Regions from separate parts of the Mus musculus genome. Here region 1 is linked to region 2. Evidence: chromatin loops called from intact Hi-C (ENCODE). Cell type or tissue: left cerebral cortex. All regions are shown on one strand. Each heading gives the region's core, and the rest is flanking DNA. Links, peaks and the distances in the headings are about the cores only.

The links. Peaks named below come from ENCODE experiments on the same cell type or tissue, not always from the same donor. Only the 100,000 strongest peaks of a DNase experiment are listed, where the experiment ranks them.
Region 1: a loop joins it to region 2, with 2.5 times the contacts of the local background. A loop is called at or near these places in 1 of 42 quality-filtered maps.

Annotation. Positions count from the first base shown.
Region 1 is chr4:139,751,142-139,754,046 of GRCm38, reverse strand. The region is part of intron 7 of Pax7 (paired box 7); the gene reads left to right. Among named protein-coding and RNA genes, the nearest start is that of Gm42334, 18 kb to the right of the region's middle. In left cerebral cortex, for the core only: no CTCF peak of the experiment used is centred there; no DNase peak of the experiment used is centred there.
Region 2 is chr4:139,803,946-139,806,850 of GRCm38, reverse strand. The region is part of intron 4 of Pax7 (paired box 7); the gene reads left to right. Among named protein-coding and RNA genes, the nearest start is that of Pax7, 28 kb to the left of the region's middle. In left cerebral cortex, for the core only: no CTCF peak of the experiment used is centred there; a DNase peak (open chromatin) is centred at 1,662.

The sequences.
Region 1 (2,905 bases), core at 89-2,588, 53 kb after region 2:
GGGATCTCCTAGGTTGTGCCCTGTCTGTTTCCTGGGAAGTTGCCCTCCTGCAGATGAAATGGAAACCACTTGATCCAGGAGCCTCCAGGGACTCAGAGTCACTATTCACACCTACCCCAGATGTGGATTTGACTTGATGTTCCAGGCCAAATCCCATTGAGCAAATCCCATTATGGGAAAAGCTCCCTGGGCCGAGCTGTCTGTTAGCTGGCAGGGTCCATGGCCTTCAGAGCCATCGGGCACAACACACACCCCTTCCAACAAAGGGCTGCAGGAGGCCCTGCCCCCTCCCGAGTCTCCTTCTTGTGTAGCCCTGGCTGTAGACCAGGATAGCCTTGAACTCACATAGATCCACATACTTCTGCCTCCCAAGTGCTGGGATTAAGAGCACCCAGAAACATGTTCGGCCTAAAATATTTTTAAAGAAGAGTTCATAGCTGGGGGGTGGTGGCTCATGCCTTTAATCCCAGCACTTGGGAGGCAGAGGCAGGTGGGTTTCTGAGTTCAAGGCCAGCCTGGTCTACAGAGTGAGTTCCAGAACAGCCAGGGTGACACAGAGAAACCCTGTCTTGAGAAAAGAAAAAACAAACAAACAGACAAAAAGCAAAAGAAGAATTCATTATTTTCCATTTTACGTGTGTATGTGCCTACATGAGGCTGTGTACGCAGGTGCCCAAAGAGACCAGAAGAGGGCACTGGATCCCCTGGAACTATAGTTTATAGGCGACTCTGTGCTGCCTGATGTCGGTTCTGGGAACTTCCACAGTGGTCTCCAGGGTGAGAAGTTATGCTCTTTCTCTGTCTACATATTTGATTGACAGCTCTGAGAGGGATCTGAGGTTATTCTTCAGAACATCCTAGTGATCGACTTAGTATCCGGTACATAATAAACACTCAATAAATATCATTAGAGCCCTATTTGTGAATTCAGCGAGCACTTCTGAGCTCATTGTAGACAGTGGACCAGAAGCAAACACTGAGGCTGCAGAGGATAACAACACATACTTTGGGCCCACAGCAATGTCCCATGGCCCATTCATTAGATGATAAATGAGTATATAAATGTTGTCTGCCCCGGGCAATATACAATATTGCTGAATTCCCAAAGGACAGGAGGAACTGAGCTGGCAGAGAAAGTTCAGACCACAAGAAGCCCTTGCTGGAGCCCTTCGGAGTTCTTGGGTGACATCAGGTCTGGCCACTGTCCTGTGTGAGTGTCAGTTGTAGAGAGTATGTGTATATGAGGTCTCTGAGGTACCACCTCCTCTCCGTACCTTCCTTTCTCCTTCTTCCCCTCCCACCATCTTTTCTGAGCTGGCCCATCTTGGTAAAGGGCAGTACGGAGAGAGTCAAACTCCTTCAGGAGCCTCTTCCAGAAGGGAAGGGGCTGGTGAGCTGGTTCCTAGGGCCCAGCTTCCTCCAAGGGGAAGCAGGCTCTCTCTGTGGTGGGCAGGATGACCGACAGTGTCATCGTCTAGGTGAGAGCGTTGGATCTTGGTTGGGAATCAAACATCATTGGGAACAGTGGGGTCTCCCAGACCAAGATCCTGAGTTCACCCTGAAGCCCCTGCATTGGGACACCCATCTCGAAGATCTGAAAGGCACAGATGTAGTTCAGTGTTTAGGTGTCTCCACATCCTAAAAATCCAGCACCCTGCTATTGATCCTAACCTGACAGAGATGCCAGAGGCAGGGTGAGTCTGTGAGCTAGGCAGACAGACAGCACAAAGTGGTCCAGGGGCATCCACCCAACCTCAGATCTCACTTCACACCTCCCCAAAGACATATAATATCTTTGCCATCTTGGGGTGGACCACAGGGTTCCATCCAACCTAAAAAAAGAAATCCCACCAGCAGAACCTGTGGACAGCCTGCCCTGCCCCACCCCACCCTTGGCTCTGGTTTGGACCAAGTACTCAGTTTATAAAGTTTAGGTATCAAAGGTGGTGTTCTATGCCCCCCCCCTCCTCAGGCTCCCCAAGAAACAGGTGATTGCATGACCCTGGAGTAGGATCCTCCAAAGGGCTTGGATGAGTCAACTCGGTCCTTGGGAATCCATGGCTGGTGATCTTAGCCATGAACCAGGCAGGCCCTAGCCTGCTGGATCCCTGACCACTAGCTAGGAGATATGGTGGAGGCATCGCTCTCTGTGGACCTCACTGATTTTATCTGACAAATGGGTTCTTAGCTCTGCCCCACGTCTCCATAGTTCTCTGGATTGGAGACAGCATGCAGGTGAGTGGCTAAGAAGAGGTTTGAAGGGAGGGGCAACTGAGGAGGCTCGTGAGAACAGGATCCTATTTTCCCACCTCTTAGCCAGGCTCAAGGGAGGGCATGTCCCTGGCAGAGATCCCCTCAGCCTCCAGTGCACCCTCTGACTCAGCCACCCTCGCAAACCCTTTCCCCAGGATTTCAGAGGTCATGGGATTTCCTGGCTGTCCACACCCACTCAGACACACAGCCGTTAAGTATGAGAACTTTGTTCTGCCCAAGGCTTATAGAACCTGTGTGTCTGCCCTTGACCCGTTCTCCTGCCCCTGAGTCTGTGCAGGACAAGCCACTGGGAAAACCACTTAGCCCAGAGCCTCTTTCCTATAGGGTGGCATCTCCAGGAGGTCACCGGAGGCCTGGGACCCACAGAGCAGGTCTTTGAGGATATGCTTATTTGACCCCTCTGGGTGACTGTGCCCTCTCACCCTGTAGGGTCATCACTTACACTGTCAATCCCTACTGTCCCTTGGAGTGCTCGGTGGCAGGTCCTACCTTCTCTAAAGCTCTTTGGACCCCAGGCAGTCTGGGTGCACTCCATGGCTTCCACAGCCAAAAGCTATCTCTATCAAATGCCTCAATGCTTTCTTGTGCTTTGGGGACCTTCGCTCATTGCCGAGATCTTTCTGTTCATTCT
Region 2 (2,905 bases), core at 244-2,743:
GTGTGTGTGTGTGTGTGTGTGTGTGTGTGTGTGTGTGTAGGTGTGTGTACATACATGTGTGTGTCCATGCGTGTATATCCTGTAAACTGCCTCTCTAGTGGGTTTCATTGTACTGTCAGGTGTATCTTGTTCTGTCCGGATGGGACACTGCAATAGACAAGTGTTCAGTGAGTACTCCTTGATTCTAGAACCTTCCTGAGATCCAGAGGGTCAGCTGCTTCTTCTGGGGACTGAGGCTCTTCCCTCCCAACCTCAGACACAATATGTGCCCCCCCCCCCTTCAGAACAGTCCTCTCCTGGGAATGCTGGGGAATTGACTAGCCTCCCCTGGGGAGGAGTCTTCCCCTTAAGGATAGAGATAGCAGGAAGGAGAGAGAAAAGACCTTGGACCAGCAGCCTGAGCCGGAGTCCTCTGATTCCTTGTGGCCTTCTCTGCTGGGGACCCCCACTCTCTCACTTTTCCCTTATCCCTGCAGTGGAAAAGCCCCCGTCCCAGGCCATCTAGGCCTGCGGATGGCGCAGAGGGCTTAGATGGATTGGATCATTCTTCTATCAGGGCAGCTTTAGTCTCACCCCACCTTTGCTGTAGACCAGGGCAGGTTCAAATCCTGCCCCTGCTGCTTGTCAATGGAATAACTGTGACCCAAGTCTTTATGTCCAGGAGAAAGAAAATACTATAGATAGACAGACAGACAGACAGACAGACAGACAGATAGATAAAAGTTTAGGCTACGACAAGTTTTCAGGCATCCAGGCCAGTCCTGTCTCTGCTCTGTTCTTGCCCCTGCTCCCTTTATGTTTTGTGGCTTAAGGATAGAATTGGGAGAAAGGAAAACAGGAAATCCAGATGTGTGTGTGTATGTGTACACTAGGTAGGTGGGGGAAGGGATAGCCACTGTCATTTAAGAAATTTGCCTCTCACCCCTGTCCACCCCACTGAAAGATAACTACTTCACGGACGATTCAAGCCAAACTTCCCTGAAGGAAGGGCTCTGACCCATGACCCCTGTAACCTGTATTTAGCACCTTCAAAAGCCCCAGAGAGCTGCCCAGAGAGCCAGAAGGAGGGAACAGGGGCCATCAGCAGGCCAGGTCCTGAGCTCAGGAATCCGGAGTGAAAAACCAGGAAGAATCTCGGAGGCGCTGTCTGTCCTCGCCTGTGAGTGGCCGGCCCCAGGGGTCAGTGTGTGTGCAGGGGTGGACTCGTGGAGGATGAGCAGGAGGCAGAGAGAGTTATGGCAGCTGTCCCTACAAGAGAACATAGCTCTTCTCTCTGGTTATGTTGGCTGATTTGTAAAAAGCGAACCACTGGCATTGCCCTCTGTCTGGGGTTGCCTGAGAGCTGAGCTCCTCCCATGGGCTTAGCTAGTAGTGAGGGCTGGTCTGTGTTGGGAAGGGGCAACAAAAAGGTCTGTGCCCAGGCAAGTCCGAGGATGGGACAGATGCAGTTCTTAGCTCAAGGATGTGAGCTCATGACATACACATCTTGGCCCTGTTATGGGGATAGACACGCAAGTGTGTTCCCTCCCGTTCTGTGTGAGCTGTCTCACATTGCACAGGTGGTGGGTGGCTTTCTCTGCCTCTTCCTTTCTCTCTCAGTCTCTGTCTCTGGCAGTTTGAGACACGGTCTCATTCTGCAGTCCAGACTAGCCTGGAACTCGCCCTGCAATCCAGGCTGGCAGAGAATTTCTGATCTTCCTCCTTCAGCCATCCAAGTGCTGGGATGACAGGCATGAGTCACCACCTGGCTTGGGTTTGCCTCAGTTTTCTACTCTCAGACCTCTGGGCTGGGAATAAAGCTCGTGTGGTACGAGTTGGAGGTACACGCATGAGGATCTGCGTTCAAATCCCCAGTGACCTTGTAAAAAGTCAAACACGGCCCTGTGCACCTTCAACCCCAGTGCTGTGAGGGGTGCAGTGGAGGGAGGAGGATTATTGGGGTTCGCTGGCCATGGGTCCAGCTCCAGATTCAGAGAGACACGCTGTCTCAAGGGAATAGAGTGGGGATTGATAAGGAGAGATACAGTGATCCTTCTGTGGTCTGTATATGTGTGTGCACAATGTATGCGTCAGAGACAGAGACAGAGATAGAGAGACAGAGACAGAGACAGAGAGAGACAGAGATAAAGAAAAGGGCAAGTTGTGGTCTCTGCTCTCCTTTCCTGTTTCTTGCCCCAGCTTTGCCTGTGTCCTACCCAAATCTCTATGACACCGTTCTCATATTTCAGGTAGGAAGACAGAGGCTGAGGGGGCATGGTTTGTCCCCCCTCACTGTCCCTTCAGATCTCTTTGGAAGCTGACACTGGGCAGGCTCCTGCCTTAGCTCAGCTCTTGCTCTCCTCAGACATGAATCAATCTCTCTCTCTGTCTCTCGCTGTCTCTCTCTGTCTCTCTGTGTCTCTCTATCTCTGTGTCTCTCTGTCTCTCTCTGTCTCTGTCTCTCTCTCTGTCTCTGTAGCAGGGGTGGTATCTGTCATCTTACAGTAGGAGAAGCCACATGTTGAGTTCCTGACCTGGCACACAGTGGGTCCTTTAGAGCATAGGTGCTGGTGTCTAAGAGGCCTTGGGGCCCCCATGGGCTTCCTGTGTGCACAGAGCCTAGGCTCCCACAGCCTGGCTAGCCTTTGAAGGTCAGTGCAGCCCTTTATTACCACAATTAATCACCCAGGGACAATGGTGCTGTCATGCCCTCAGCCTGGCCTTCAAGGGGCAGGGGTGGGTGGAGGGCACACGAGGGGGGTTTAAGCAGCTGCCCATTTGTTTAGGGGTGGAGAACACTTTGCTAGCTTGCACTGCAGCCCCATGTTGGAATCGGAAGAGTGTTCTCAGGGGAGGGGCAGTAGTCAGGCTGGATCTAGGGGGAGGTTTTGTTTTGTTTTGTTTTGTTTTTTGGAAACAAACAAGT